Regions from separate parts of the Homo sapiens genome. Here region 1 is linked to region 2. Evidence: read pairs that join two places in POLR2A ChIA-PET (ENCODE). Cell type or tissue: CD4-positive, alpha-beta T cell. All regions are shown on one strand. Each heading gives the region's core, and the rest is flanking DNA. Links, peaks and the distances in the headings are about the cores only. Region 1 overlaps LOC124900486 (a long non-coding RNA gene). Region 2 has its middle 190 kb from the start of RRAGB.

The links. ChIA-PET counts read pairs that join two places held together with the same protein. Peaks named below come from ENCODE experiments on the same cell type or tissue, not always from the same donor. Only the 100,000 strongest peaks of a DNase experiment are listed, where the experiment ranks them.
Region 1: POLR2A ChIA-PET joins it to region 2 with 18 read pairs; 2 of 35 experiments call an interaction of 5 or more read pairs at or near these places.

What each region holds. Positions count from the first base shown.
Region 1 is chrX:56,063,335-56,078,976 of GRCh38, reverse strand. All of the region lies in intron 1 of LOC124900486 (a long non-coding RNA gene), which reads right to left. It also overlaps a transcript of KLF8 not described here. Among named protein-coding and RNA genes, the nearest start is that of KLF8, 160 kb to the left of the region's middle. RefSeq lists an enhancer at 12,454-12,713. In CD4-positive, alpha-beta T cell, for the core only: no CTCF peak of the experiment used is centred there; no DNase peak of the experiment used is centred there.
Region 2 is chrX:55,899,298-55,914,939 of GRCh38, reverse strand. It overlaps a transcript of KLF8 not described here. Among named protein-coding and RNA genes, the nearest start is that of RRAGB, 190 kb to the right of the region's middle. RefSeq lists enhancers at 5,598-5,657, 5,718-5,787. In CD4-positive, alpha-beta T cell, for the core only: CTCF peaks have their summits at 6,618 and 6,817; a DNase peak (open chromatin) is centred at 6,759; H3K4me3 peaks cover 1,586 bases; H3K27ac peaks cover 514 bases.

The DNA of each region.
Region 1 (15,642 bases), core at 5,088-13,087, 160 kb before region 2:
TCCCACAGAAATACAAACTACCATCAGAGAATACTACAAACACCTCTACGCAAATAAACTAGAAAATCTAGAAGAAATGGATAAATTCCTGGACACATACACTCTCCCAAGACTAAACCAGGAAGAAGTTGAATCTCTGAATAGACCAATAACAGGCTCTGAAACTGAGGCAATAATCAATAGCTTACCAACAAAAAAGAGTCCAGGACCAGATGGATTCACAGCCGAATTCTACCAGAGGTACAAGGAGGAACTGGTACCATTCCTTCTGAAATCATTCCAGTCAATAGAAAAAGAGGGAATCCTCCCTAACTCATTTTATGAGGCTAGCATCATCCTGATACCAAAGCCTGGCAGAGACACAACCAAAAAAGAGAATTTTACACCAATATCCTTGATGAACATTGATGCAAAAATCCTCAATAAAATACTGGCAAAACGAATCCAGCAGCACATCAAAAAGCTTATCCACCATGATCAAGTGGGATTCATCCCTGGGATGCAAGGCTGGTTCAATATATGCAAATCAATAAATGTAATCCAGCATATAAACAGAACCAGAGACAAAAACCACATGATTATCTCAATAGATGCAGAAAGGGCCTTTGACAAAATTCAGCAGCACTTCATGCTAAAAACTCTCAATAAATTAAGTATTGATGGGATGTATCTCAAAATAATAAGAGCTATCTATGACAAACCCACAGCCAATATCATATTGAATGGGCAAAAACTGGAAGCATTCCCTTTGAAAACTGGCACAAGACAGGGATGCCCTCTCTCACCACTCCTATTCAACGTACTGTTGGAAGGTCTGGCCAGGGCAATTAGGCAGGAGAAGGAAATAAAGGGAATTCCATTAGGAAAAGAGGAAGTCAAACAGTCCATGTTTGCAGATGACATGATTTAATATCTGGAAAACCCCATTGTCTCAACCCAAAATCCCCTTAAGCTGATAAGCAACTTCAGCAAAGTCTCAGGATACGAAAGCAATGTAGAAAAATCACAAGCATTCTTATACACCAATAACAGACAAACAGAGGCCAAATCATGAGTGAACTCCCATTCACAATTTCTTCAAAGAGAATAAAATACCTAGGAATTCAACTTACAAGGGACGTGAAGGACCTCTACAAGGAGAACTACAAACCACTGCTCAATGAAATAAAAGAGGATACAAACAAATGGAAGAACATTCCATGTTCATGGGTAGGAAGAATCAGTATCATGAAAATGGCCACACTGCCCAAGGTAATTTATAGATTCAATGCCATCCCCATCAAGCTACCAATGACTTTCTTCACAGAATTGGAAAAAACTACTTTAACGTTCATATGGAACCAAAAAAGAGCCTGCATCGGCAAGTCAATCCTAAGCCAACAGAATAAAGGTGGAGGCATCACGCTACCTGACTTCAAACTATACTACAAGGCTACAGTAACCAAATCAGCATGGTACTGGTACCAAAACAGAGATATAGATCAATGGAACAGAATAGAGCCCTCAGAAACAATGCTGCATGTCTACAACTATCTGATCTTTGACAAACGTGAGAAAAACAAGAAATGGGGAAAGGATTCCCTATTTAATAAATGGTGCTGGGAAAACCGGCTAGCCATATGTAGAAAGCTGAAACTGGATCCCTTCCTTACACCTTGTACAAAAATTAATTCAAGATGGATTAAAGACTTAAACGTTATACTTAAAACCAGAAATATCCTAGAAGAAAACCTAGGCATTACCATACAGGACATAGGCATGGGCAAGGACTTCATGTCTAAAACACCAAAAGCAATGGCAACAAAAGCCATAATTGACAAATGGGATCTAATTAAATTAAATAGCTTCTGCACAGCCAAAGAAACTTCCATCAGAGTGAACAGGCAACCTACAAAATGGGAGAAAATTTTTGTAACCTACTCATCTGACAAAGGGCTAATATCCAGAATCTACAATGAACTCAAACAAATTTACAAGAAAAAAACAAACAACCCCGTCAAAAAGTGGGCAAAGGACATGAACAGACACTTCTCAAAAGAAGACATTTATGCAGCCAAAAAACACATGAAAAAATGCTCACCATCACTGGCCATCAGAGAAATGCAAATCAAAACCACAGTGAGATATCATCTCACATCAGTTAGAATGGTGATTATTAAAAAATCAGGAAACAACATGTGCTGGAGAGGATGTGGAGAAATAGGAACACTTTTACACTGTTGGTGGGACTGTGAACTAGTTCAACCATTGTGGAAGTCAGTGTGGCGATTCCTCAGGGATCTAGAACTGGAAATACCATTTGACCCAGCCATCCCATTACTGGGTATATACCCGAAGGACTATAAGTCATGCTGCTATAAAGACACATGCACACGTATGTTTATTGAAGCACTATTCACAATAGCAAAGACTTGGAACCAACCCAAATGTCCAACAATGATAGACTGGATTAAGAAAATGTGGCACATATACACCATGGAATACTATGCAGTCATAAAAAATGATGAGTTCATGTCCTTTGTAGGGACATGGATGAAATTGGAAATCATCATTCTCAGTAAACTGCTGCAAGAACAAAAAATCAAACACCGCATATTCTCACTCATAGGTGGGACTTGAACAATGAGAACATATGGACACAGGAAGGGGAACATCACACTCTGGGGACTGTTGTGGGGTGGGGGGAGGGCGGAGGGATAGCATTGGGAGATATACCTAATGTTAGATGACGAGTTAGTGGGTGCAGTGCACCAGAATCACACATGTATACATATGTAACTAACCTGCACATTGTACACATGTACCGTAAAACTTCAAGTATAATAAAAAAAAATTATGAGTTCATGTCCTTTGTAGGGACATGGATGAAATTGGAAATCATCACTCTCAATAAACTATCGCAAGAACAAAAAACCAAACACTGCATATTCTCACTTATAGGTGGGAATTGCACAATGAGAACACATGGACATAGGAAGGGGAACATCACACTCTGGGGACTGTTCTGGTGTGGGGGGAGTATAATAAAAAAAATTTTGGAAACAATGTAAGCGTCCATCAACAGATGAATGGTTTTTAGGAAATGTGGCATATATACACAATGGAGTACTATTCAGCCATAAAAATAATGAGACATTGTCATTTGCAACAACTGGGTGGAACTGGAGATCATTATGTTAAGTAAATAAGCCAGGCACAGAAAGAAAAACATCACATGTTCTCACTTATTTGTGAGATCTAAAAATTAACAGAATTTAACTCATGGAGTCAGAGAGTATAAGGACGGTTACCAGAGGCTGGGAAGGGTAGGTGGGGTTGGTGGAAGAAGGTGAGGATGGTTAATGGGTATCAACAAATAGAAAGAATAAATAAGACTTACTAATTGATAGCACAATGGAGTGGGTACAGTCAATAATTACATTGTATATTTTAAAATAACTAAAAGAGTGTAATTGGATTGTTTGTAACACAAAGCATAAATTCTTGAGTGGATGAGTATCTCATGTTCCATGATGCGATTATTACACATTATATGCCTGTATCAAAACATCTCATGTGCCATATAAATACATACACCTACTATGTACTCAGAAAAATTAAAAATAAAAAAAATTTAAAAAGCTACTCTACCTAATAAATGCATTCAGAAAAGTTACAAAGTACAAGTTTGACATGCAAAATAGGTTGTATCCCTATACAATCACAATGAATAATTTGTAAATTTAAGATTATATAAGAAAATTATTAAAATTAATAAAATAATTCCTTTTACAATAGCATCAAAAAGAATGAAATATATAGTAATACATTTAACAAAAGAAATGAAAGACTTACACTCTGAAAATTAGAAAGGGAAAACAAAATTGTTGAAAAAATTAAAGAAGACCTAAATATAAATGCTCGTGGGGATGGATACTCTATTTTCCATGATGTGATTATTATACATTGCATACCTCTATCAAAACACATCATGTACTCCATATATATATACACCTACTAAATACCCATAAAAATTAAAAATTATAAAAATAAAGAATACCTAAAATATAGAAATACTTCTTGCATTCATAGATTGGAAAATGTAAGTCATTGAAATGTCAATGCTACCCAAAACAATCTACAGATTCAATGTGATGTTTATTAAAATTCCAACTGTTTTGCAGAAATGGATAAGCTAACCCTCAAGTTCATATGGAATTGAAAGTGGCCTTACATAGCCTGAATAATCATGAAAAAGAACAAAGTTGGAAGATTCATATTTCCCAATTTCAAAACTTACTAAAAAGGTCCAATTATCTAAAGAGTGTGTTACTGGTATAGAAATAAATATATAGACCACTGAATTAGAATTTATATTTGAGATATAAACCCTTAACATATATAGATAAACTAATTTTGACATGGGTTCCAAGGGTATTCAATAGTAAAAAGATAATCTTTTCAATAAATGGTACTAAGAAAACTGGACTTCCATATTAAAAAATGATGTCAGATCACCATCTGAAAACATACAAAAATTAATTAAAAGAAATCAATCACCTAAATATATAATCTAAAACATAAAACTCTTAGAAGATCACATAGAGGTAAAATTTCATGACCTTGGATTTGGCAATGTATTTTTCGATATGACACCAAAAGGTGACAAAAGGCAAAAAAAGGAAAAAAATATAAAAGTGGGACTTCATGAAAATTAGAAGCTTCTGTGCATGAAAGTACATTATCAAAAAAGGAGAAGACAATCTACAAAAAAGAGGGTACTTTCAAATCACATATCTGATAAGGCTGTAATATTCAGAATACGTAAATAATACCTACAATTTAATAACAAAAAGACAGACCAATAATAGGCCAAAATCTTGAGAAGATTTTTTTCCAAAGAAGAAATAAAAATGGCCAAAAAGTTCATGAACAAATGTTAAACATCACTGCCAGGCGCGTTGGCTCACTCCTGTAATTCCAGCACTTTGGGAGGCCAAGGTGGGCAAACCACCTGAGGTCAAGAGTTCGAGACCAGCCTGGCCAACATGGTGAAACCCCCGTCTCTACTAAAAATACAAAATATTAGCTGGGCATAGTGGCGCACGCCTATAGTCCCAGCAACTTGGGAGGCTGAGGCTGGAGAATCGCATGAACTGGAGAGACTGAAGTTGCAGTGAGCTGACATCGTGCCATTGCACTCAAGACTGGGCGAGAAGAGTGAAACTCTTTCCAAAAAAAAAAAAAAAGCCATCATTAGTCATCATGGAAATGCAAATCAAAATCACAATGAGATACTACTTCACACTCACCAACTTAGGTTTAATCAAAAAACATGGAAAATAAGTGTTGGTAAGGATACAGATAAATTGGAGCCCTTGTCTATATATGTGTTAATATAAAATGGTGCAGCCACTGTGGAAAATAATATAGTAGTACCTCAAAAGGGAATACATAAAATTATCATGTGACTCAGCAATTGCACTCCAGGCATACAACCACAATAATTGAATACTGGGACTCATACTTGTACACCAATGTTCACTGCAGCATTACTCACAATGAGCAATAGGAGGAAACAACGCAAATCTGTCAGCAGAAAAATGGATAAACAAAATGTGTTATATACATAAAATGGAATATTATTCAGCCATAAAATATGAATTTATGATACATACTACAATATGGATGAATCTTAAAAACATAATGCTGGCCGGGCGCAGTGGCTCACGCCTGTAATCCCAGCACTTTGGGAGGCTGAGGCGGTCGGATCACGAGGTCAGGAGATCAAGACCATCCTGGCTAACACGGTGAAACCCTGACTCTACTAAAAATACCAAAAAATTAGCTGGGCGTGGTGGCGGGCGCCTGTAGTCCCAGCTACTCGGGAGGCTGAGGCAGGAGAATGGCGTGAACCCGGGAGGCGGAGGTTGCAGTGAGCCGAAATCGCGCCACTGCACTCCAGCCTGGGCGACAGAGTGAGACTCCGTCTCAAAAAAAAAAAAAAAAATGCTAAGCGAAATAAGCCAGATGCAAATGTAAAAATATTGTATGATTCCCCTTATATAAAATATCTAGAATTGGCAAATTCATAGAATCAGAAAGTAGATTAGAGTTTACCAGAAACTGCAGGAAGGGAGAGTTAAAGTTATTGCCTAAGAGCGACAGATTTTGCTTGGGATGATTAAAAGCATTTGGAAATAGATAGTAGTGATGATTGTACAACATAAATGTAATCAATGCTACTGAATTGTACATTTAAAATGGTTAAAATGCCAAAATTTTGTTATATATATTTCACCAGAATAAATTTTTTACAGAATGAATGTTTTACAAAAATTAAGCTTCTTGTGGTAATAAAGTCAATTTAGAAGTCTGTATTAGTTGCTTTCACATGGATTTATCAGCTGACAAAAGATAAAAGCGTAAATATATCGCCCAAGATAGTAGAGATATAATGGCCACAACATTAAACTAATATTAGCGGGGGAATTTTAAGAGATACTGCCAAGGATGATTTGAAGAGCTAATCTACCTGCCAATAACACAATACTAGTAAGACTGCAAATATAGACTATTGACTGGTAACAGATCCTCAGGTACCATTTGAATACTTCCAAATGGAAAATAAGTACATTATAGTTATTGTTGTTTATTCTTGGAGCTGGTTGAGGCTTTTTCTTGCTGCTAAACTAAAAATGTAATGATTTTTAAATTTAATCAAAAGTTCTTGATTATTTGTATTTCCAAATTGGAAAATTCATACTTATCACTCCACTAGCAAGGAGGTACATTTCTCTGGTACTGTTATTTAACATTAAAGAGCTCTTTGCAGCTTACATTTAACTCAAAATCTCGACTGTCCTTTTCACCCAGAAACTTCAGGAAGAATAAAGAGAATTAGTGAAATTGTAATAATGTAACTGTCCAAAACTGTAGTAACCCTCAAACTTCCAAGGCACAAAAAGTCATTCTTATCTGCTAAAAGTAACTTCATACCTCTTAAGGACCCACAAGTTATCTCCTTATGAGTTATTAACAGGCTGTCTCATGCAGTGTCATGAGAAATTTCACTTCCAATCCTGTATTCTAGTCTATTACAGGCTAATGACAGAATAATACATACTACTCAAATGATATCTCCAGCTTTATTTACAACAAACACAAGGAACATTTTCAAAACTCTTACCTAAACATTCTCTGATTGATTCACAATCCTGGAGATTTGGTCTTCTGAAAAAGGCATCAAAGAAAAACTGTTGTTGGGCTTCAATTGAAGTGACCAAATTAGGTACTGTTTTATTCATTTACATATCAGTAAAACTCTAGTGTTGATCCTGGGATTCATGTTTCTTCACTTAAATGACTACTAGACTTTATTCCACTAAAATAATTTAAACTGAGGATTATTAAAAATCCTGCACAAGCTGCTGACTTCAGAAGTGAAAAGCTTCTATCGAAGACAATGAACAAAATTAATTTTCTCATTCTTCAACATCCTTTTTTGTCTCTTTGCTTTACTGATAGTTTTGTCTATAATTACATTTTGATACCTCCTAGAACACTAATATAATTTATTTTATATTCCTTCTATTATTTTGAACCCCTGTGATCTTCTTATGCCACTTAAAGAAAATAAAAGAGCTCATTTTTCCCACTCCATAGCAACTACTCTGAACTTAGCTGATTGCTGAATCTTCTACCTCATTACGCTGATAAAAATTTAATAGTTTTTTTGTCTTTTAATACTTCAAATGGTAGATTACCTTTAATTACCTTCTGGTAATTAAGTTTCCTTCATATCTCAAATTCAGTCTTGAAAAATTAGACCTTGACTTTATGACATCAAAATGCTTCTGCTGAGGTTATTACAATCCTATGAGCTATTGGCCAATCCCATGGCCAATATGAAAGACACTAATATCTAGGTTATCTATTATACTCAGTCTGTTCTCTTCAGTGGCACTTCAGCCTGCTTTGAAAAACTATTTCACTCTTCACAGGATGTTTGTATACTAGAGGAACATAAAATTAGCTGTCTCCTATTAGAGTAAATGATGCATATATTCCCAATACAGTCTGTGCCATAATAGGATACTGTTTCTTACATGAGCATCAGGCTTACATGTGACTACCTTATATTTACTTAGCCAATGTATTTAGTTAGATACATTCAGATATTTAAAAACCACCACATGTTCTTTTTTTATTATTTTACTTATAGTTCCAAGATACATGTGCAGAACGTGCTGGTTTGTTACATAGGTAAACATGAGCAATGGTGGTTTGCTGCACCTATTGACCTGTCCTCAAAGTTTCTTCCCCTTGCCCCCACTCAACAGGCCATGGTGTGTGTTATTCCCCTCCCTGGGTCCATGTGTTCTCATTGTTCAACTCCTACCTATGAGTGAGAACATGTAGTGTTTGGGTTCCTGTTCCTGTGTTAGTTTGCTGAGGATGATGGCTTCCAGCTTCATCCATGGCCCTGCAAAGGATATGATCTCTTTCCTTTTGATGGCTGAATAGTATTTCATGGTTTATATGTACCACACTCTCTCTCTCTCTTTTTCTTTTTTTAAGAAAATTTACTTTAAGATTTGGGACACCTGTGCAGAACGTGCAGGTTTGTTACATAGGTACACATGTGCCATGGTGGTTTGCTACACCTATCAACCCATCATCTAGGTTTTAAGCCCCACATGCATTAGGTATTTGTCCAAATGCTCTCCCTTCCCTTCCCTCTAACACCCCGACAGGCCCCAGTGTGTAATGTTTGCCTCCCTGTGTCCATGTGTTCTTTTTCAACTCCCACTAATGAGTGAGAACATGCTGTGTTTGGTTTTCTGTTCCTGTGTTAGTTTGCTGAGAATGATGGCTTCCAGCTTCATCCATGTCCCTGCAAACAACATGAACTTATTCTTTTTTATGGCTGCATAGTATTCCATGGTGTATATGTGCCACATTTTCTTTATCCAGTCTATCTTTGATGGGCATTTGGGTTGGCTCCAAGTCTTTGCTATTGTGAATAGTGCTGCAATAAACATATGTGTGCATGTGTCTTTATAGGAGAATGATTGATAATCCTTTGGGTATATACCCAGCAATGGGATTGCTCAGTCAAATGGTATTTCTGGTTCTAGATCCTTGAGGAATCGTCACACTGAAGCAGGACTGCTGGGCAGGACCGCTGGGCAGGAAGCTGGGCAAGACCGCTGGGCAGGAAGCCGGGCAAGACTGCTGGGCAGGAAGCCGGGCATGACTGCTGGGCTGGAAGCTCTAGGGGATGTGGCACATCTGGCTACAGGAGATGGGGGTGGGTGGAGTTGACTGCTCTGGCATCTGGGTGTTTCCAGGGCAATAGGGGGCTGCACCCCTTAGCAAATTCAGGCAGAAGTAGAACTGCTGGGCCAGAAGCTCGATCAGGCATGACTCACCTGGCTACCAGCAGTGGGGGTGGGTGGGGATGCCATCCCTACTGTCTGGGTACCTCCTGGGACAAAAGGAGGCTGTGCCCATCGGCTGAGTTTCCACAGAAGCGGGCTTACTGGGCCAGAAGCTCTAATACACATATCCCACCTGGCTACTAGTAGTGGGGGACAGCAGGGTGGGTGTTTCTCAGGACAACAGGAAGCTGCACCCTCTAACCGAGCTCACACAATAGCAGGGCCACTGGGTCAGAAGCTCTAGTGGGCATTGCATTCCTGGCTCTCAGTGGCAGGGATTAGATCAGTGGGGTCATGCACCCTGCCATCCAGGTGTTTCTCAGGACAACAGGTGGCTGCACACTCCAGCTGAGTTCCCACAGATGCAGGACAGCTGAGCCAGAAGTTCTAATAGGCATTGCCCACTTGGCTGTCAGTGGCATGGGTGGGTGGGGTCACCTCTCCTGCCATCTGAGTGGTTCCTGGGACAACAGGAGGCTGTGCATGCCAGCATAGTTCAGACAGAAGTGAGGCTGCTGGGCTAGAAACTCTAATAGGTGTTACCTGCTTCATTAATAGTGGTCAGGGTGGGTGGAGTGTCATGTGCATGGCTGACCAGGTGTTTCCCAGGATAACAAAGCTGGGACTTCCACCTGACTTTAGAAAGAAGCAGGGCTGCTGGCCTATAAGCTCTAGCAAGCATTACCTGCATGGCTATCAGTGGTGGGGGCAGGCAGGGTCATGTACTCTGCCATTTGGATGTTTCATGGGACAACATGAAGCTGTGTCCTCCAGCTGAGTTCACGCAGAAGCGGGGCTGCTGTGCTGGAAGCTCTAGCATGCATTGCTTGCCTGGCTACCATTGGCAGGGGTGGGTGGGGTCACACATTCTGCAATCCAGGTGTTTCCTGGGACAACAGGAAGCTGTGACCTCTAGCTGAGTTTACACAGAAACGAAGCTGTTGGGGCAAAAGTTATAGCAGGCATTGCTTGCCTGGTTGCCAGTGGTGCGAGTGGGTGGAATCATACACTCCAAAATTTGGTTGTTCACCAAAACAACAGGAAGCTGTGTGCTCCAGCTGAGTTCACACAGAATCAGGGCCACTGAGCAGGAAGCTCTAGGAAGTGTTGCTCACCTGGTTTCCAGTGGCAGAGTCGGGTGGGGTCATGTGCTCTGCCATCCAGGTGTTGCTTGGTAAAACAGGAAGCTGCACCCTCTAACTGTGCTCAAACAGAAGTGGGCTGTCGGGCCAGAAGCTCTAACAGGTGTTGCCCACCTGGCTTCCAGTGGCAGGGCAGGTGGGGTCACACACTCTGCCATCCGGGTATTTTCCAGGACAACAGGAAGTGGCACCATCCAGCTGAGTTCACAAAAAAGCAAGACCACTAGGCCAGAAGCTCTAGCAAGCATTGACATTCTGGCTATCAGTGGTGTGGCTGGATGGGGTCATGTGCCCTGCTGTCAGAATGTCTCCTAGAACATCAGGAGGCTTCACCCTAAAGCTGAGTTCACACAAAAGGGAGACCATGAGGCTGAAGGCTATATCAGGCATTTCCACTTTGGCTACCATTGGCAAGGTGGGTGAAATAGCTGGCCGAATTCAAGCCAAAGTAGGACCGCTAGGCTAGAAGCTGGTGCTGAGCCTCTTCCAGCAAGGGGAAGTAAAGCAATCTTACTGCTCCCAGATACTGCCACTTTGGCCTCTATTGGAGCTATGGTGCAAGTGCTGGTGTTTTCTAGGGCCCAAGGCTTGTAGAAGTCCCCTTGGACTCGAGAGTTGCCTGTGAAAAAGTCTGAACAGTTTTCTGCCTCAGTCTTAGAAGTGTAGGAGGGGGACGGGGGAAGGGGGATTCTCCCATTCCTAGTCTTGCACAGGTCCCTGTTGGAGTGTGAATCTCCCTAGGTGCTCTCACTCACTCTTTCTCATATTAGAGAGGTTCTCCTGGCTCTCTGCTGAGTCCAGGCTGGCTGTTGACCAGCTTTGATCCTCTGCTCTCTGTGTTCCCCTGCTGCATTGATGGATCCTGACCTGGTTTCTCAGAAGATCAACCTGCAGAGTTAGTGCTCACTAGCCCTTTTGTTTCCTTTCTTTGAGAACAGCACACATGAGCTGCCTCTAGTCTACCATCTAGGCACTGCCTCTCATGCAGGTAAAAATGACCCAATTACTCAGATTAAAAGCTTCCAAAACCATTCTGAGTTCCTAGACACTATTCAAATGAAAAATAACAAAAATCTGATATGTAAAAAAATAGGCCTGACCTATTGGCTACAAGAGTTCAAGGGGATTTCAAAATTTTTTTGGGAAGAAGCTTTAAGATGGCTGACTAGAGGCATCTGGTACTCACGTACTCCACAAAGACGAATGGAAGACGTGAGTACTGGATGCCTCTAGTCAGCCACCTTAAAGCTTCTACCACACAAAACCAAATTAGTGAGTAGACAGTATCATCTTGAAGAGATCACCTAAGACAGAATGCTGAAATTTAACAGAAAAAAGACAGAAAACATTTAAGGCAAGGGAGGAGAGAGAAGCAAGGTAGTCTGCTTGGTCAGAATTGGCTTGGAGCCTGGAAAGGATCTTCAGTTAATGGAAAGTGAAAGGCTGCCAGCAGTCCAAATTCCCAGCATGATCTTCTGCAATCCTAACCATTGTAAAGCCCCTTGGCCCTTGTAGGCCTGGAGACTAATGTAGGGAGTGGCCTGGAGAACACATTGTGACACTGCTCCACAGAAGAAGCTCACTCTGTGTCCCAAACACCTCCTGAGTCCTAGGCAGTTACAAGGCACCATTTGGAAGGTCTAGTCCCCATCAGACTGCATCCTGCCTTAGGTCTCAACAGTTTTTGTATATTCACATCCTTGGAGCCTAATTGATATCCTCCACCCACATCCAGGTACCACTGCTGGCTAGTGCCAACAGGATTAAAGCAGGAACCATTAACAGTGAGCCTGCTACCCCCAGTAGCAGGACCAACACACATGTACAAGTGCAATGAAGACAAGCTACCCTGCTTGCAAAAATCACCTGGTGCTGAAGTATATGCTCCCCAGCTGCATGCCTAGTGCTGCTGCCAATGCAAGCAACCTCACCCTCCTGAGCATCAGGGAAGCAACAAAACTACTGCTGCACCAACCTGCACATACTGCACATATCCAGGCCCCTGTCTACCATAGTCGGTGCTCACATGAACCACTGAGGGGCCTGAGAGCAGGCCCATCTGGCCCAACTATGCCCCTGCAGAGCCTGAGGCCAACATCTGGGGGCCTGGGAATCACCCTGCCCCATTCATCACCTTTGACATCTGAGCACTCCTCCTAGGAGACTGAAGAACACCCAACATGCCACGACTGCAGCTGGCACCCACCCACACAAACTGCAAGCTTGAGTACTTTTGTGCACAGCATATCACAGAAACCACCAACACTAGAGGAAACCACCTGGGAGCCAGAGTGTTGTTCTGCCCTTATTACTGCCATCACTCATGCTACACCCTTTACCCAAGGCCCCAAAGACTCACTCACCCACTTGGGCAAATGGTGAAACTGCCTGTACCTGAGCAAGCTGTTTGGGGTCCAACAAATCAGCCTACCTAGACCTGCTGTCATTGGGGCCCAAAACTAGGCACACTAAATCCACTGCTGCCACATTGGAAGCCTGAAGACAGGCATACTTGGCATTCACATCCACACACAAACATCACAACAGCCTCTATTAGCAACTGCACTATAAACCACTGAAGAAATCATAGCAATAACTGCTGTTTACAGTCAAATAACTCATACAAGGACTATATTACTGCAAACACCCAGAATCAAACCCAAAGTTCCCTACCCAACCAACAACATAAATCCATCTTTAAAAAAAACCCATCTTTGTGAAAATAAATTCAAAAAATTGAAAGAAGCTATTTGTACATTAGATACACAGATATCAACATAAGGACACAAGAAATATAACAAAGAAAAGACAACATCTCCAAAGGAATGCAACAACTTTCCAGCAACAGATCCAATGAAAAAAAATTATGAAATCTTAAAAAAGAATTGAAAATGGTATTAAAAATCTCAAAAAGATACAAGAAAACAGATATTATTTTTAAATAACAATTTAAGATATTAATGAGAAATTTACAAAAAATAGATATCATAAAAAAATCTGGAACTAATTAATTCATTGAATGAAATAAAAATATATTTGTAAGTTTCAAAACTAGGCTAAATCAAACAGAATTTCAGAACTTGAAGACAGATCTTTTCAAATAACCCAGTCAGAAAAAAACAGGAAAAAATTAAAAAGAATAAGGAAAGTCAACAGGACATATGGGACACCATAAAGTGACTAAATATTCAAAATTGTGATGTCCCAGAAGGTGAAGGGGAAACAAAATAAATAGAACAGCTATTTAACAAAATAATAGCTGTAAACTTCCTAAGCCTAGCAAAATGTTTAGATATCTAATACATAATAAGCAGAAATTCCAAAATATACACAACTAAAATTTCTTCCCCAAGTCACATTACAGTCAAACTGTAAAAAGTCAAAGAGAGAATTCTAAAAACCCCCAAAAATGCACATAAAGGCGCATATAAAGGAACTTTCATGAGACTAACAGCAAAATTCTCAGCAAACCTTACATGCCAGGAGAGAATTGGATAATATATTCCAAGTGGTGAAAGAAAAAAAACTGCCAGCCAACAACGCTATACCCAGTAAAGGAACTTTTCGTAAATGGATGAGAAATAGTCCTTCCCAGAAAGGCAAAAGCTGAGAGGGTTTATCACCACTAGAATGCCCCTACCAGAAATGCTTAAGAAAGTCGTACACCTGGAAGTGAAAGGACAATAGCCACCATTATGAAAACGCATAAACATATAAAACTCACTGGTAGAGGAAACACAAAAAATAATAAAAAGAAAGCACTGAAATGGTACCACTACAGAAAATCACCAAACCCCAGTGATAAATAGAGAAAAATAAAGAAACAAAGAATATATAAAACAACGAGGAATCAACTAATAAAATGACACAAGCAAGTCCTGACATATCAATAATAAGCTTGAATGTAAGCAGGTTAAATTCTCCACTTAAAAGATATTGACTGGCAGAATGAATTTTTAAATGACCCAATTATATGCTGCTCACAAGAAACTCACTTCACATGTAAATGCGTATCTAGTAAAAGTAATGGGATGAAATAAAATGTTCCATGGAAATGAAAACCAAAAGCAAGCAGGAGTAGCTGTACTTAAATAACAGACTTTAAAGAAAAAAAAGGCAAAAAGACAAAAAGTATTACACAATAATAAAATAATAAATTCAGCAGGAGAATATAATACCTCCTGAGTCCTAGGCAGCTACAAGGCACCATTTTGAAGACCCACACAAGACTGCATCCTGCATATATATATATATACACACACACACATATATATGTATATACATATATATACACACACATACGTATATATGTATATATGTATATATACACACACATGTATATATGTATATACATATATATACACATACATGTATTATATACACATGCACATTCTATATATATGTGTGTGTGTATATATATATTGATATATATGTACATATATAGAAGGTCATAAACCTGGAAGTGAAAGGATAGTATCCACCATTATTAGAACACATAGGGAGCCTACTGCAGCTCGGTGAAGCTGCCATAGCCATACTGTCTCTCTAGATTCCTCTGCTCTGGGCAGGGCATCTCTGAAAGACAGCAGCCCCAGTCAGGGACTTACAGATAAAACTCCCATCTGCCTGAGACAGAGCACCTGGGAGAAGGGGTGGCTGTGAACACAGATTCAGTGGACTTAAACATTCCTGCCTGCCAGCTCTGAAGAGAGCAGGGGATCTCCCAGCACAGCACTTGACCTCCACTAAGAGACAGACTGCCTCCTCAAGTGGGTCCCTGACGCCCATGTCTCCTGACTGGGACACACCTCCCAGCAGGGACATCTCATACAGGAGAGCTCTGGCTGCCTTCTGGTGGGTGCCCCTCTGGGACAAAGCTTCCAGAGGAAGGAATAGGCAGCAATCTTTGTGTTCTGCAGCCTCTGCTGGTAATACCCAGGAAAACAGGGTCTAGAGTGGACCTCCAGCAAACTCCAGCAGACTTGCAGCAGAGGGGCCTGTTAGAAGGAAAACTAACAACAGAAAGGAATAGCATCAACATCCACAGAAAAAACAACCACACAGAAACTTCATCTGAA
Region 2 (15,642 bases), core at 2,734-10,733:
AGCTGTTTATGCAATCTCTAATGTTTTGAATAGTAAAGAATAGCTTTCGGGTATAGTGTTCCTCATATCGTGCTTATAAAAAATAAGAGACTCTTATTTATGGTTGATTCCTGGGTTGTGCCTACTTTTCCAGTCTTTTTTCCTGCCACCAACTTATGTGTCAGCCATAATGAAACACTATTTCCTGAACATAGCATATCTCTGGTGTCTCCATTGATTTATACATAATGTTCCTTCCATCTGCCATGCTCCTTCTTTCTCAACTTGTGTATGTTGAAAACTCCTATTTATCCTTCAAGACTCAAATATCATCTCCTCTAGCAAGTCTTCTCTGACCGTCTAACCCCACAAATCACCCACATTTTACTTGCTCATATTAATAACTTTCTCACTTGGCAAGTTTGCCAAAACTCCTCTCCTGAAGTTGACTCAACTTTCCTCTAACCCTCAGTGTCCTTATCTAAAAAGTGAGCATAACTATTGTGAATTTTCTTAGTATGGTCCATGGCATATATTAAGTAATCAAGAAATGTTAGATGTTAGCTAGAGTTTTGTCTGTCTCCCAGCTGAGCTCCAGGGCAAGACTGAGGTCTCAGATTTTTGTATACCCAGGCTGTAGCACAGAGCTGACTACATAGAGGGTTCTCATGGCATATATATTGAACAAATAAATGGGATGAATAACTGAATGCTGCTTCCCCATTTCAAAAGCCATCTGCCTTACATAAGTGGAAATGGTTAATATATATGACCAGATTTAATTAAACCAAAGCTGCAGATCATATTTGAGTTATTATTCTTGTAAAAATGTACTCTGAACCCCTTTCCATGTTCTCTGTCCATTACATATGTATCATGCCATCACTGACCAGTAAAATGTTCCCAGCTCAGAGAGTTATTCCTAAGTTCAGCTTTCTAAGGAACAAAATATAGGCCATTTTAGCATTAGGAGGCATTAGCTAGATAATATTCTTTGAAACTTAGCTATTTCCCTGAAACACTAGGAGAAAGAATTTTAACCTTGCTGTTTTTCCAGCCACTGCTTTTACCCCATATGTATTACCACCACAAGAAAAAGTTCTCTTAAACTCACCCTTTCTCTAACCCTACCCTGTTCTTCTCCAACCCACATTATGTTAATGCCCATTACTTGCCTCTGGTAATAAGATTCTTCCTGCCTGGAATAACCTTTCCCCTCTACTCTGTATTCATTTCCGAGGGCTGCTATGACGAAGTGTCACCAACTGGTTCGTTTAAACGATGGAAATTTATTGTCCCACAGTTCTGGAGGCTAGAAGTATGAAATCAAGGTGTCAGCAGGGTTGGTTCCTTCTGAGGGCTGTGAAGGAAGAATCTGTTCTAGGCCTCTCCTTGGGTTGCAGATGGTTGTATTCTCCATGTCTCTTCACATCATATTCCCAATGTGTGAGTCTGTCTTTGTATCCAAATTTCCCTGTTTTATAAGGACACCAGTCATATTGAATTGGGGCCCACTTAATTTAATAAAGTTAAAATGATCTCATAAAAAAATAAAATGAGATCATTTTAAATTTTTACCTCTATAAAGACCCTGTCTCCAAATAGTCACATTCTGAAAAACTAGGAATTAAGACTCCAACATATATTGGGGAACACAATTCAACCCATAGCAAAGGACATACAGATTGGAGGCAGAGAGAACAATAAAGGAGCTATTATAATAAACTAGGTCAGATATAACAGCCTTGAATGTAGTAGAGAGGCAAGAAGGCTGAAGATCTAAAGAGAGAGCACTGAACATGACAGATCATTAAGTAACTTTGGCAAGAACAGTTTCAGTGATGGTTTAAATGGAAACTGCACAAAATAAATGGGAGTGGTAATTTAAATGAGTTCAAAGAAAGATTTAGAGAAGGGAAAAAATGTGCTTGTAAGCTTAAGATTAGGTAGTATGGCATAATAGTCAGGCACAGACTTCATACACTTGGGTTCAAATCTCAGCTCTGCCGCTTACTAGCTGTGTAAGCTTAGGCAAGTTGCTTGATTTTGCTGTGCCCCAAGTTCCTTAACTGAACAATGAGGAAAATAATAGTATCTACTTAATAGGACTGCTGTGAACATTATATACATTGATATCTGTAACATGCTCAATAGAGGGGCCTGATACAAAGGAGGTCTTCAATATATGTTAGCAATGTTAGGTGGATAGGGCTGAATGAGTGGGAAAATCAACGAATAAGAAGAAATTTAAGAAAATAAGAGAGAAGGAACCTAACTGATGAAACAACTTAGAAAGTACAGGAGACGATGGATCTCTTACACTTACTAGCTGTATGATCTTGGATAAGGTACTTTCTTTCCTGTGCCTCAGTTTTCTCAATTATAAAATGGCAATGATAATAGTGTCTACCTCACAAGATTATTGTGAGGATGAAGTGAAGTGATGCATGAAACTTGAGTGCTGAAATTAAAGGAAATAATGCATATAATTTAAAAAGCCATATACTCTAAAACAGTGATTGTAAATTCTGCAGTAGGGAATGGGAATGGGGATTCTGATATGGGATGGGAACAGGCATATTCCTTCTCCACCTTTCACAAACAGGGCACAGTGAGCCTCTGTTACTAATAGGAGTGTGTTATATTCCTTAGGTGTATTGGGAATGAAAAAAAATGAGAACCTCTAACCTCTAAGGTAGTCCTCAAACTTCAGTGTGTATCCAGGTCACCCAGATGGTGTATGAAAAAAGTACTGATTGTTTTATCACAATCAGTATGAGTTTCTGAATCAGTATGTCTGGGGTAGGGCCTGAAAATCTGCATTTCTAAGAGGTTCCCTGGTGATGCTGATGCTGCTGGTCCAAGCACCATACTAAGACAACCTCAACTCTAAGCAAGTGGTTCTCAACCTTTACTGCACATTAGAATTACCTAGGGAGCTCTTTTAAAAATCCATCTTCCAAGCTGTGCCCCAACCAATTACATCAGTATCTCTGAGGATGGACAAAGTTATCAGTATTTTTAAAATATCCTCAACTGATTCCAGTGTGTGGCCAAGGTTAAGAATTGTTTTAGGGGAAGCCTACACTAATCCACAAGTCTCCCTTTACACACACATCTAACATGCACACCTACCTTATCTCTAAAAGGGAGTCACAAGGACAAGTGGAAATTTCAAGGCCAGAAATGAATGGAACTTTCAATGTATGGAACAGAGGGGTTAAAACTTTGTATTTGTGTGACTTGTTCTTGTTCTTAGTGCACTGTCCTGTTTGGACTTCCTTGGCTTTTTTCTTCTTTCTCTCAATTCCCTTCCTCGCACTCTTCTCTCCTTCTGAGTTCCCTGAGGCTAATGAGGTGTTTTATACTTAAAGCTCCCACTGGGAAGGACTTGGGGGAAGCACAGTGCACAACTTAAAAGGAATCATGTGTGCCAGCAGGATGGAAAGTTTAAAAAAAGGTTTCCAAGCAAATAATTTTCACAATTTCTTGACAAAGAGTGCTACAAAATCTTGTAATATTTCCTTAAAGCAGATGAGACTTTTTCTAGTGCTAATAAATTTATTGTAATATATTTTGTTGAAGTACATTGAAGAGACTTTTTGTATTTAAGTATAGTTGACCCTTGAAAAACACAGGTTTGAACTGCAGGTCCACTTATACATGGATTTTCTTCCACCTCTCCCACTCCTGAAAAAGCAAGACCACACCCTGCTCTTCTTCCTTCTCAATCTACTAAACATGAAGATGGCAAGAATTAAGACCTTTATGATAATCCACTTTCACTTAATGAATAGTAGATATATTTTCTCTTGCTTACGATTTTCTAAACGTTTTCTTTTTTCTATCTTACTTTATTATAAGACCACAGTATATAATATGTATAACTTACAAAATGTATATTAATTAACTGTTTATATTATCAGTAAGGCTTCTGGTCAATTGTAGGCTACTAGTAGATAAGTTTTGGGGAATCAGAAGTTATATATGGATTTTCAACTGTGTGGGGTCAGCATCTCTAACCTCTGTGCTGTCAACAGTAGTTTCAAGTGCATTTGAAACCTTCTTCAGATATTTATTTTATAAAACAATGGTTGGTATGAAATTAAATTGTATTAATTGACATGAACAAGTTAGCAATAAGTTTACTAAGTTTTTCTTAAAGGAGCATTAGATTCCAAACATAAAAATACAATCCATCTTGATTGTATAAGATAAATAATTCAAGATTCATTCTCTTTAATGCAATAGAATTTCAAATAGAATGATTGTTACTTCTTTTTTTACAAGTGACTTCCTGTCTCATTCAGAATAAAAGTCAAAGTCTTTACAAGTTCCCATATGATCTAGCCCCCTCTATCTCACTGACCTTATATCCCGCACTCTTCCTCTTGTCCACTCCAGTGATACTGACCTTCTTACTATTCTTTGAACATACCATGCCTTTGCACTTGCTACTTCCTCTGTCTAGAACACCTTTCCCTCAGGTATTCTCACGGCTGGCTCCCTCACTTCATTCAGATATATTCTTTAAAATCACCCCAATTCCACATGCCCTGTAGCTTTTCTCCTATCTTATCCCCACTCAACGTATATGTTCATTGTTTTTTGTTAGTCCCCTCCACCAACACCTCCTCATTAGAATATAATCTCCAAGAAGGCATATTTTCCCCAGAGTCTTGTGTGGTGATGATACAGAGTAGATTCTCAGTATGTAATTGTCAAATGAATGAACGAATGAATGAATGAATATAATAACACAATGTAATTTTGTGTCAATACCTTGCTCTGTCACAGTTCCCTACCCTGGACCGCTGAGTAAGAACTAGGAAGGGACTCAAAACAAAGGAAATTGCAGAGCACCGGGAACTGTGGCATTCCATTGACCAAACAAAAACCTACAGAGTGAAATATGAACCCTAAAACCTCAAACATATTTTCATCTCTTCGACCTGTGGAGTATCATTAGGCTCTATCCACAGTCCTGCCACCCTCCCTGTGCAGAAACATAAGAGAGACAAATATGTAAGAGATGTCACTGGTCCATAAGAGACCCTTTCTAACAAGTTTCTGCCACACCAGCTCTTCTTTAACAGTGGAAGGGAGATGGTGAAGCCCTCTTTCCCAAAACAATCTCCCTTACTGGACATGGATAACGCCAAAGTGGCATTAGCTTTCCTACTGAAGTTTCCTGCTCTTTCCTCTCTGCATGCCATTTTGATTTGAGTTCCTATTTCTTCTAGCTGGAATTCCCAGTCACTTGGCTTTGAGCATATGGACACCTGGTACTGAACAGAAGACAATAAAAGTGAACCATTGAGCCATTCATGTAAGAAATGTTTGGTAAATGTTGGAATCAAATTCAACATTTGTCTCCATATCCTGGGAAGGCTACTAATCAGTTAAAAAGGGAGTCATTGACAACACTCTGCATGGCCTTGACATTTTACACAAACCTCCCAGCAGTGTGATCAGCCACAGGCAATGCACCTGGCATTCAATAAAATTTGTAGAATGAATTTGTTCAAGATACCTGCACTGCCATGGCGCCTTTCAGGAAATGGAAATTTTCCCTTTGAGCTAAAACAGCAGTCAACTGGCTGCAGTTAACTAATGTGTAACTTGGCAACATTGCCCACGGTGCACCTCCTAAGAACCACACGGATATTAGAACCAAGTATGGAAGCTGGTCTGAGTAAGAAAAAGCTGTCCTCGCCACACAAATTCCTTCCAACATAGAGGTACTGCCACCCTTCTCATAATTGAATTTCCAGTTAAATAGTGCACTGTCCCTTTAAGAAGCCAGGCAAGATGGAGCCCTCCTAGCTCACAGCTAGAGGCTTCAGGCAACCTGATAGGGTTGCTGCAGGGTGATAAAAAGAAAGAATGCCAGGAGGGAGGAAGTCGAGGCTCTAATACCTGGAGGAGAAATCAAGGATCCAACCACACAGCCATCGAACTGAGCGCGCCTGTCCCGCCCGTGGTAGCTCCCCTAGGCTCTAAAGCACCACCTCCCTTCCCCTCCCCTTCTTACCAACCCCACTCTGCTCCACCCTGAAAGGTTTTCCTTGAAAGAGGCTATTTCGCCGCCCAGAGAGGGTGATAAAAGGAAGGTGGAGTGGGAGGTGGCAGTTGGTAAGGCAAAATAAAAGGAACTTACTTTCGGATTCTGCGCCTCCGAAGGCATCCTCTCCTCCCAGCCCCGGGGCCTGGGCCGACGGGGCGGGGCCGGGATTGAGCTCTTGGACCCGGGGTCCTCACTCCCTCGGACTACACACGTAGTTGAGTGAAGAGTTAGGGGGAATGGGCACCGACTAGGGCCGGTGTACAGTCTATTTTAATTATCTCAAGGGAAGGCAGAAGAGTGTAAAGAGTGTTAGCCAGGGGAAGGAGTGGAGGTGAACTCTAAAACCTTCCTTTTCCCTACTTTCTCGTTAGCTTACCTCCCCCGGCATTAGCAATATCAAGAGCAATGGTTTTCTTTTTTCTTCCTTTTGGTATCTCTCAGCTGCCAGTCTCGACCCCACCCAGCGGCTCCACCCCATCTACTACTACACCATTCTGTCAATCACCAGCCCCTTTAAAGCTGCATCGCACAACTTGGTTGTTCGTCCCACTTAGGCTGGCGGACATAATCTTGGTCCTTCCGACCTTTTCAACAATACCCCGGACCTTTCTGCTGGATTTATGAAGCTGAGGTTGTTTGCTAGTGGCGGCCTCCCCGCCCCCTTTGTCCTGGAGCTTGAATACTGGGCTGCACCCAAACTTCTTCCGGCAGGGGGCAGGCCCCGCCACACCCCACCGCATCTCTTTTCATTACTTTGTTTCCGGTAAAACTGGTTCCCTAGGCTGCCAGATCCCTAAGAAAGTTTCTGCGACGCCCCCTTGGCGCCGCCCACGCCCATGCAGTCTTTGGACTGAAGTGGCTACAACAGCTCTAGAGTTTCTGGGGACTCTTCCTTCTGCCTATCCTGGGATGCTCAGTCTTCTCTGTCTCTCATCTGTGTGAGTCTGCATGTTTTTTGACTAGAATGGGGAAGGGGAAGGGAGAGAGGGTGGTGATTCCCAGAAATGTGCCTTATGCCTCTAATTCACCCAAACAGCAGTCCCTTACTACCGCCCCACCTCATAACTAGGCAGCTCAAAGTCAGAGAAGGGCCCTGAGGTTCCATCCCACAGGTATAACTGGAACTCCAGAATGACCCATGAGAAATCATGTTTAATGCCATCCCCCCCTTCAGTTAATGACAATACCTGGTTGCTTAGGCCAAAAATCTTGGAGCCATCCCTGATTCTTCTCTCACAAGTCTCATCCAATTATTGAGGAAATCCCGTTAGCTTTGTCCTAAAAGTGTGTTCAGCATCTGACCATTTCTCACCCTTTCCACTACTACTACCCTGACCCTGATCCTGACCATCACCATCTCCCAAATGGATGGCTAGAAGAGTGTCCTCACTGGTGACCCTTCTTCCACATCTGCCCTGCTAAAATCTGTTCAACAGCCAGCAAACAAATAGTCTTTCTAAAAGGCAAATCTGACCAGGTCGCACCTCTGTTTAAAACCTTTCAGTCATTTCCCATTGCAGTTAGCATCCAGATTGTCTTATATTATCAACAAGGCCCTCAAGATCCACCTGTCCCCTGCCTGTCTCTTTGACTTGATTTGTAAACACCTTGTTCACACTGCTGTAGCTATGCTGACCTCCTTTTCATTGCAATATATTAAGATCTCTCTCACCTCAAGGCCTTTGCATTCCTTTTCCTTCTGTCTGATTATGCCCATGGTGGGCTCCAATATCCTACACATCTCAGGAAAGCGTTCCCTTACCATGTGGATTAAGGTAACTCCCACAATCCAGGCACTCTCTATGACCTCATCTCATTTTATTTTTATCACAGCACAGATCACAATTTAATCTGTGTGTTTGTTTCTGTGACAAAGTAAGTCTCCCACTAGAGTATAAGCTCAGTAAGAGCAGGGACATCATCTATTTTGCTCATTGCTCTATCCACAGCATACTGAACAGTGGGTGTCATATAGTAGGGACTCAATAAAAATTTGTTGAAAGAACAATTAAAGGCAATATCATCAGGGATTTATCTGGGTGATATCTGTTTGTAAACAATAAACAAATCAAAACAGAAAACAAGAAAGAAATACACACCTGATATGAACTACTTCCCCTATTTATTCTTCCTTAGAACATCTGCTTGAATATCTTGCCTCTGGGCTGAGTTGGCAACATGATTGGAGCAGTGACATAGTAGAAGTGTGCTTTCAGGTTAGCTTTTAGGGTTGGCAGTGGATAGCTGATGGTTGACTTGTGTTCTTAATTTAAAGATGAAGGGAAGAATAAAATTAAGAGCATTGGTTACATAAAGCAAGAAGGGTGGTTTAAGCAATTTTGTAAACTATGACCTTGATACAGGGTCATAAGAAGCAGCCATTTTCCTTCACCACTAGAAGAGTATAGGGCTATTTAGTCTCAACAAGAGAAAACTTAGGAGGACAACAATCTTTTTTTCAGGGTTGTCTTGAGCTGTCATTAACATGTCATTGGTTGCTTATACCCACTGTGTCCTAACCTTAACTATCTGCCTGTTCATAGAGGTTACTCAGCCCAAATCTCTGGACCTCTAGCCATGAATGCCAGGCAGCTTTTACTAGGCTGCTACTTATACGTGAGCATAATATTATAGGGAGTTTTGACAGATACCATGGTTATATTCTCAGCACAATGCTAAGCACTGTGGACCATAGGCAAAGAAAGGACTCTTTCAATAAATTTCCCCTTTCTCTAACTTTTGTGTGTGTGTTTTTTGGGGTTTTTTTTTTTTTTTTTTTTTTTTTTTTTGAGATGGAGTCTCATTCTCTCGCCCAGGCTGGAGTGCAGTGGGGCAATCTTGGCTCACTGCAAGCTCTGCCTCCTGGGTTCACGCCATTCTCCTGCCTCAGCCTCCAGAGAAGCTGGGACTACAGGCGCCCGCCACCATGCCTGGCTAATTTATTTTATTTTATTTTATTTTGTTGTGCTTTAAGTTTTAGAGAACTTTTACACTATTTCTGAGAATCAAGGCAGGGTTATTTGTAAGGATGATGCAGAGGGGCTTAGTATTTGGCATCAGGCAAGCTAAGACTGGGTTGAAATTGAGACAACCCTGAAAATTGTGGAAATTGCTATACAATACAGGTTACAAACCAACAGTCCATAAGTTAAATTTGGCCAGCAGATAAATTTTGTTTGTCTGCAATGTATATGTATATGTGTGTGTGCATGTGTGCCTGTGCAGGTGTTGACTGAATAAATTATCAACATTGAAAAATGTAGGGATATATGAAAATCTGTGTTTTCATCCTTAAGCCTATTTTCCAGAGTGCTGTCAATCTGTCGGAAATCAGCAGTGCCTGGCCCCTCTAGAAGTGCCATGATCTCGTCAGCTTATTACAGCCCTCACCTGAACATTTCACTTATTTTTGTTACCAGTTTGGCCTGTGTATGCATTTTAGTTTGCAACCCTTGCTAAAGAAGAAATGATTAAGAGTTCATGGCAAGAGTACATAGTTAAATAGAGTATTTATCCTCTGGTTAAGGCAACACTTGAAAGCTCTTGATTATCCCTAAATGTCTAAGAGTGGTTTTCCAAGTATCTTACAAAATGGTTTTGGCTTCAGGATTATACACCCATTTTGAGGTCATATTTAATATGTAGTCTGGATTGCATTTACAGAAAACACCTCATCCACTCATGCTATATTTTTTTGTTACCTCCCCAACTAGAATGTAATTCCCTGAGGATGGGGACAGAAGTCACATCTAATTCGGTTAGGTTCAAGAAATAAATTATTGCACACTATTACATAGAAAAAGCTGCTAGGTTCCAAGCACATGACGTTAGATGGCTCATTTCTTCCCCTTAAGGAGCTTCTAGTCTGAAATTTTCCTGTGGATTCCATCTCCTGGGGTGACTTCAGACTTCCTGGGAATACCCATTTACTCTTAAATACATTCCAACCTGCCTTCTTTCTTCATGACTTCATGAATGAAATGGCTCTTTTGAAGGTCTCCAGTTACCTCCATGTTGCTAAATCAAATAGTTACTTTTCAGTCCTTAACTCACTGTACCTTTCAGCAATATTTGGAGTAGTCGATCACTGCTACTTTCTTGAAGCAGCCTTTTTCTCTTAACTTCTATGTGAAAAATCCATGGTTTTACTCTTATCCTACTGGCTGCTCCTTTTCAGTCTTCTTTTCTCCTCTTCTACCAAAGACTAAATATTAGAGTACCTTAGGGCTTCTCCTTAAACTTCTTTTCTGTCTATATTCTCTCCCTAGGTGATCTCATACAGTCCTGTGACTCTAAATATAAGCCGATGAATTCCTAACTTTATATCCCAAAACCAAACCCCTCTAAACTCTAGATCCATATGTGGTATCACTGTTAAAAAAGCAAGCTCTGAAGTCATACTACGTTTCTGTATATCATGGTTCTGTCATGTAGTAGCTGTGTAATACAGGAAAGTTACTTAACCTCTGTGAGGCTTAGTTTTCACATCTGTCAAATGGGGACAATAATTGCAACACCTTAAGATTGAATTTTTGTCACCTGTCTCAATCAACTGTTTGTAAGTATCCAGATTAATCTTTAGTAATTGCATACCAGATCATGTCGTTACCCTGCATAATGTCTTCCAGTGCACTTGTGATAAAAGTCTACATCTTTACCATGGCCTACAAGGCCTTGTATGATCTATCCCTTGGCTGCTTCTCCTAACTTGTCTTCTGTCACCCTTCCTCCAGGCCTCAGGACACCAGAGTCACTGACCTTCTTTTCTATAATTCCTCAAATTTGGTATGCTTTTTCTCATCCCAGGGCCATCACACATGCTGTTCTTTCACTCAAATACTCTTATACTCACAGTGCACCTAGCTTGTTTCTATTAATTATTCAGGTAAAAATTAACTACAAGTTAATGCAACACAATGGACAGATCTTAATACCAAAATATTGAGTGAACAGAGCAATTCTTAAAAGACAGTATATGGTTTAATATCAATTTATAAAGTTCAAAAACAAGCAGAAGTAAACAGTATATTGTCTGTTCATACATACATATAAGATAAAACTTTTTAAGGCAAGGGAAGTATTGATATAATCTCAGGATACTTCTGTTAGGGAGGTAGGAGAATGGGATAGAAAAGATACCACAGGTAGATATGAGTTATTGGTAATGTACTAGGTTTTGGGTTGGGTGATGGGTTCACATGTATTTGTTATATTATTTAAAAAGGAAATGACATAAATAGACCAATAATACTGTGTCAAGAACCATCGATTATCATTAATCCATTTTTTTAATATCTGAAGTCCATTAACAATGTTTTAAAAAACTATAAGGGATCAGAGGAGAATATATTTTTTAAATATTGGAATGTGAATACTATTTTAAAACATTTTCCCAGTAGCAAAAACCACAAAGTGGCAGATTTGTTTATGGACAAAATTTAAACATTCTACCACATATTGATATGGTTTGGCTGTATCCCCACCCAAATCTCATCCTGAATTGTAACTCACACAATTCCCACATGTTGTGGGAGGAAGCTGGTGGCAGGTGATTAAATTATGAGGGCGGGTCTTTCCTGCACTGTTCTCGTGATAGTGAATGAGTCTCACGAGATCTGATGTTTTTAAAAATGAGAGTTTCCCTGCACAAGCTCTTTTTGACTGCTGCCATCCATGTAAGATGTGACTTGCTCCTACTTGCCTTCCACTATGATTGTGAGGCTTCCCCAGCCACATGGAACTGTAAATCCATTAAACCTCTTTCTTTTCTAAATTTCCCAGTCTCAGATATGTGTTTATCAGTAGCGTGAGAACAGACTAATACACATACTATAAGTAAAAATAAAAGGCAAAAGACAAATTGGGTGAAAATTTTGCAGCAATGCAACAAAAGGTTAATGTCTTTAATATATAAAGTGTTCTTACAAATTTTAAGAAAAATAGCCATCAACCTGGAGAAAGTAAAAGAGTCATCTTAAAGTCAACTTTAAAAGTCAATACTTTGGAAAGAACTGCCTTTTTAACAAATGGTGCTGGGAAAACTGGATAACAGCATGCAAAAGAATGAAATTGGGCTTTTACCTTACACTATATGCAAAAATCAACCCAAAATGGATCAAAGGCCTAAACATAAGAACTAAAACTAATAAACTTTTAGAATAAAACGTGAGAAAAAAGCTTCATGTAATTGGACTTTACGATGGCTTCTTGGATATGACACCAAAGGAAAAAATTGATAAATTGGACTTCATCAAAATTAAAAACTTTTGTGCAGCAAAGAACACTATCAGAAGAGTGCAAACATGACCTCTAGAATGAGAGAAATATTTGCAAATCATATATCTGATAAGGAATTAATATTCAGAAATTATAAAGAACCCCTAAAACACCAACAGCAACAAAAAGCAACTCAATATAAAAATGGGCAAAGGACTTGAATAGACATTTCTCCAAAGGAGATATACACATTGCCAATATGCATATAAAAAGATGCTCAACAACATTATTCATTAAGGGAAATGCAAATCGAGACCACAATGAAATGGCACTTTAAACTCACTATGCTGGTTATAATTTTAAAAATTGGAAAGTAAGTGTTGGTGAGGATATGGAGAAATTGGAAACCTTATGCATTGCTCGTGGGAATGTAAAGTGGTGCAGTTGCTTTGGAAAACAGTATGATGGCTCCTCAAAAAGTTAAACATAGAATTACCACATATTCCAGTAATTCCAATCCTAGGTACAGTAATGCCCTGATACTCAGTTTTACTCTAAGCAGTTTCAGTTACCCATGGTTAACTGTGACACACAATTATTAAATAGAAAATTCCAGAAATAAACAATTCATTTGTTTTAAATTGTGTGCATTCTAAGTAATGTGATGAAATCTCATACTATCTCGAGCATTCCCACTCCCTCCCACCTGGGATGCGAATCATCCCTTTGTCCAGCTTATCCACACCACATATGCTACCCACCCATTAGTCACTTAGTAGCTTTCTTGGTCATCAGATTTAAAAAAATCAATATATATACTGTCCTCAGTTTCAGGCCTTTTGTAGTTCTGTAGTAATTACAGAACTTTTTTTTATTTTGTGAGAAAAATGCTGTTGGAATTTTGGTAATGACCACATTGAATCTTTACCTTGCTTTAGGCAGCATTAGCATTTTAACAATATTAATTATTTCAATCCACAGAACTACCATATGACCCATCAATAATCCCTCTTCTGTATATACCCAAACAAAATGAAATCAGCAGCTCAGAGATATGTGCACTCACAATGTTCATTACAGAATTATTCACAATAGCCAAGTTATCAAATCAACCTAAGTGTCCATTGACAGATGAATAAAGTAATTGTAGCATGTGTATACACACACACGTAATGAAATATTATTCAGCCTTTAAAAAGGAGGTTTTTTTGTTTGCAATAATGTGGATGAACATGGAAAACATTATGTTATGTGAAATAAGACAAACACAGAAAAAAGAATATTGCGTGATCTCTGTTATTTGTGGCATCTAGAAAAAGATCAAGTATAATACGTAGAAACACACAGTAGAATGGTGGTTACCAGAGGCAGTGGGAGAAGGGAGGAGGAGAGATGAGGGGATGTAGGTTAAAGGGTATGAAGTTGTAGTTGTGTAGGATGAATAAGTCTAGAGATGTAACGTACAGCATGAGGGCTATAGTTAATAATATTGTATACCAGAAATTTTTTAAGACACTACATTTTAGGTACTCTTTTTTATTATTATTATACTTTAAGTGCTGGGATACATGTGCAGAACATGCAGGTTTGTCACATAGGTATACACGTGCCATGGAGGTTTGCTGCACCTGTCAACCTGTAATCTACCTTAGATATTTCTTCTAATGCTATCCCTCTCCTAGACCCCCACCCTGCAACAGGTCCCGGTGTGTGATGTTCCCCTCCCTGTGTCCAAGTGTTCTCATCGTTCAACTCCCACTTATGAGTGAGAACATGCAGTGTTTGGTTTTCTGCTCTTGTGTTAGTTTGCCAAGAGTGATGGTTTCCAGCTTCATCCATGTTCCTGCAAAGAACATGAACTCATCTTTTTTATGGCTGCATAGTATTCCGTGGTGTATATGTGCCACATTTTCTTTATCCAGCCTATCATTGATGGGCATTTGGGTTGGTTCCAAGTCTTTGCTATTGTGAACAGTGCTGCAGTAAACATACGTGTGCATGTGTCTTTATACTAGAATGATTTATAATCCTTTGGGTATATACCCAGTAATGGGATTGCTGGGACAAATGCTATTCTGGTTCTAGATCCTTGAATCACCACACTGTCTTCCACAATGGTTGAACTAATTTACACTCCAACCAACAGTGTAAAAGTGTTCCTATTTCTCCACATCTTCTCCAGCACCTGTTGTTTCCTGACTTTTTAATGATTGTCATTCTAACTGGCGTGTGATGGTATCTCATTGTGGTTTTGATTTGCATTTCTCTAATGCCCAGTGATCATGAGCTTATTTTCATATGTTTGTTGGCTGTATAAATGTCTTCTGTTGAAAAGTGTTCATATCCTTCACCCACTTTTTGAGGGGGTTGTTTGATTTTTTCTTGTAAATTTGTTTAAGTTCGTTATATATTCTGGATATTAGACCTTTGTCAGAGGGACAGATTACAAAAATTTTCTCCCATTCTGTAGGTTGCCTGTTCACTCTGATGATAGTTTCTTTTGCTGTGCAGAAGCTCTTTGTTGAATTAGATACCATTTATCAATTTTGGCTTTTGTTGCCATTGCTTTTGGTGTTTTAGTCATGAAGTCTTTGCCCATGCCTATGTCCTGAATGGTATTGCCTAGGTTTTCTTCTAAAGTTTTTATGGTTTTAGGTCTTACATTTAAGCCTTTAATCCATTTGAGCTAATTTTTGTATAAGGTGTAAGGAAGGGGTCCAGTTTCAGTTTTCTGCATATGGCTAGCCAGTTTTCCCAACACCATTTATTAAATAGGGAATCCTATCCCCATTGCTTGTTTTTGTCAGGTTTGTCAAAAATCAGATGGTTATACTTGTGTGGTGTTATTTCTGAGGCCTCTGCTCTGTTCAATTGGTCTATATATTTGTTTTGGTACCAGTACCATGCTGTTTTGCTTACTGTAGTCTTGTAGTATAGTTTGAAGTCAGGTAGCATTGCTTCCAGCTTTGCTCTTTTTGCTTAGGATTCTCTTGGGTATGTGGACTCTTTTTTGCTTTCACATGAAATTTAAAGTAGATTTTTCTAATTCTGTGAAGAAAGTCAATGGTAGCTGGATGGGGATAGCATTGAATCTATAAATAACCTTGGGCAATATGGCCATTTTCACTATATTGATTCTTCCTATCCATGCACATGGAATGTTTTTTCCTTAGTTTGTGTCCTCTTTTATTTCCTTGAGCAGTGGTTTGAAGTTCTCCTTGAAGAGATCCTTCACATCCCTTGTATGTTATATTCTTGGGTATTTTATTCTCTTTGTAGCCATTGTGAATGGGATTTCACTCATGATTTGGCTCTCTGTTTATCTATTATTAGTGTATAGGAATGCTTGTGATTTTTGCACATTGATTTTGTATCCTGAG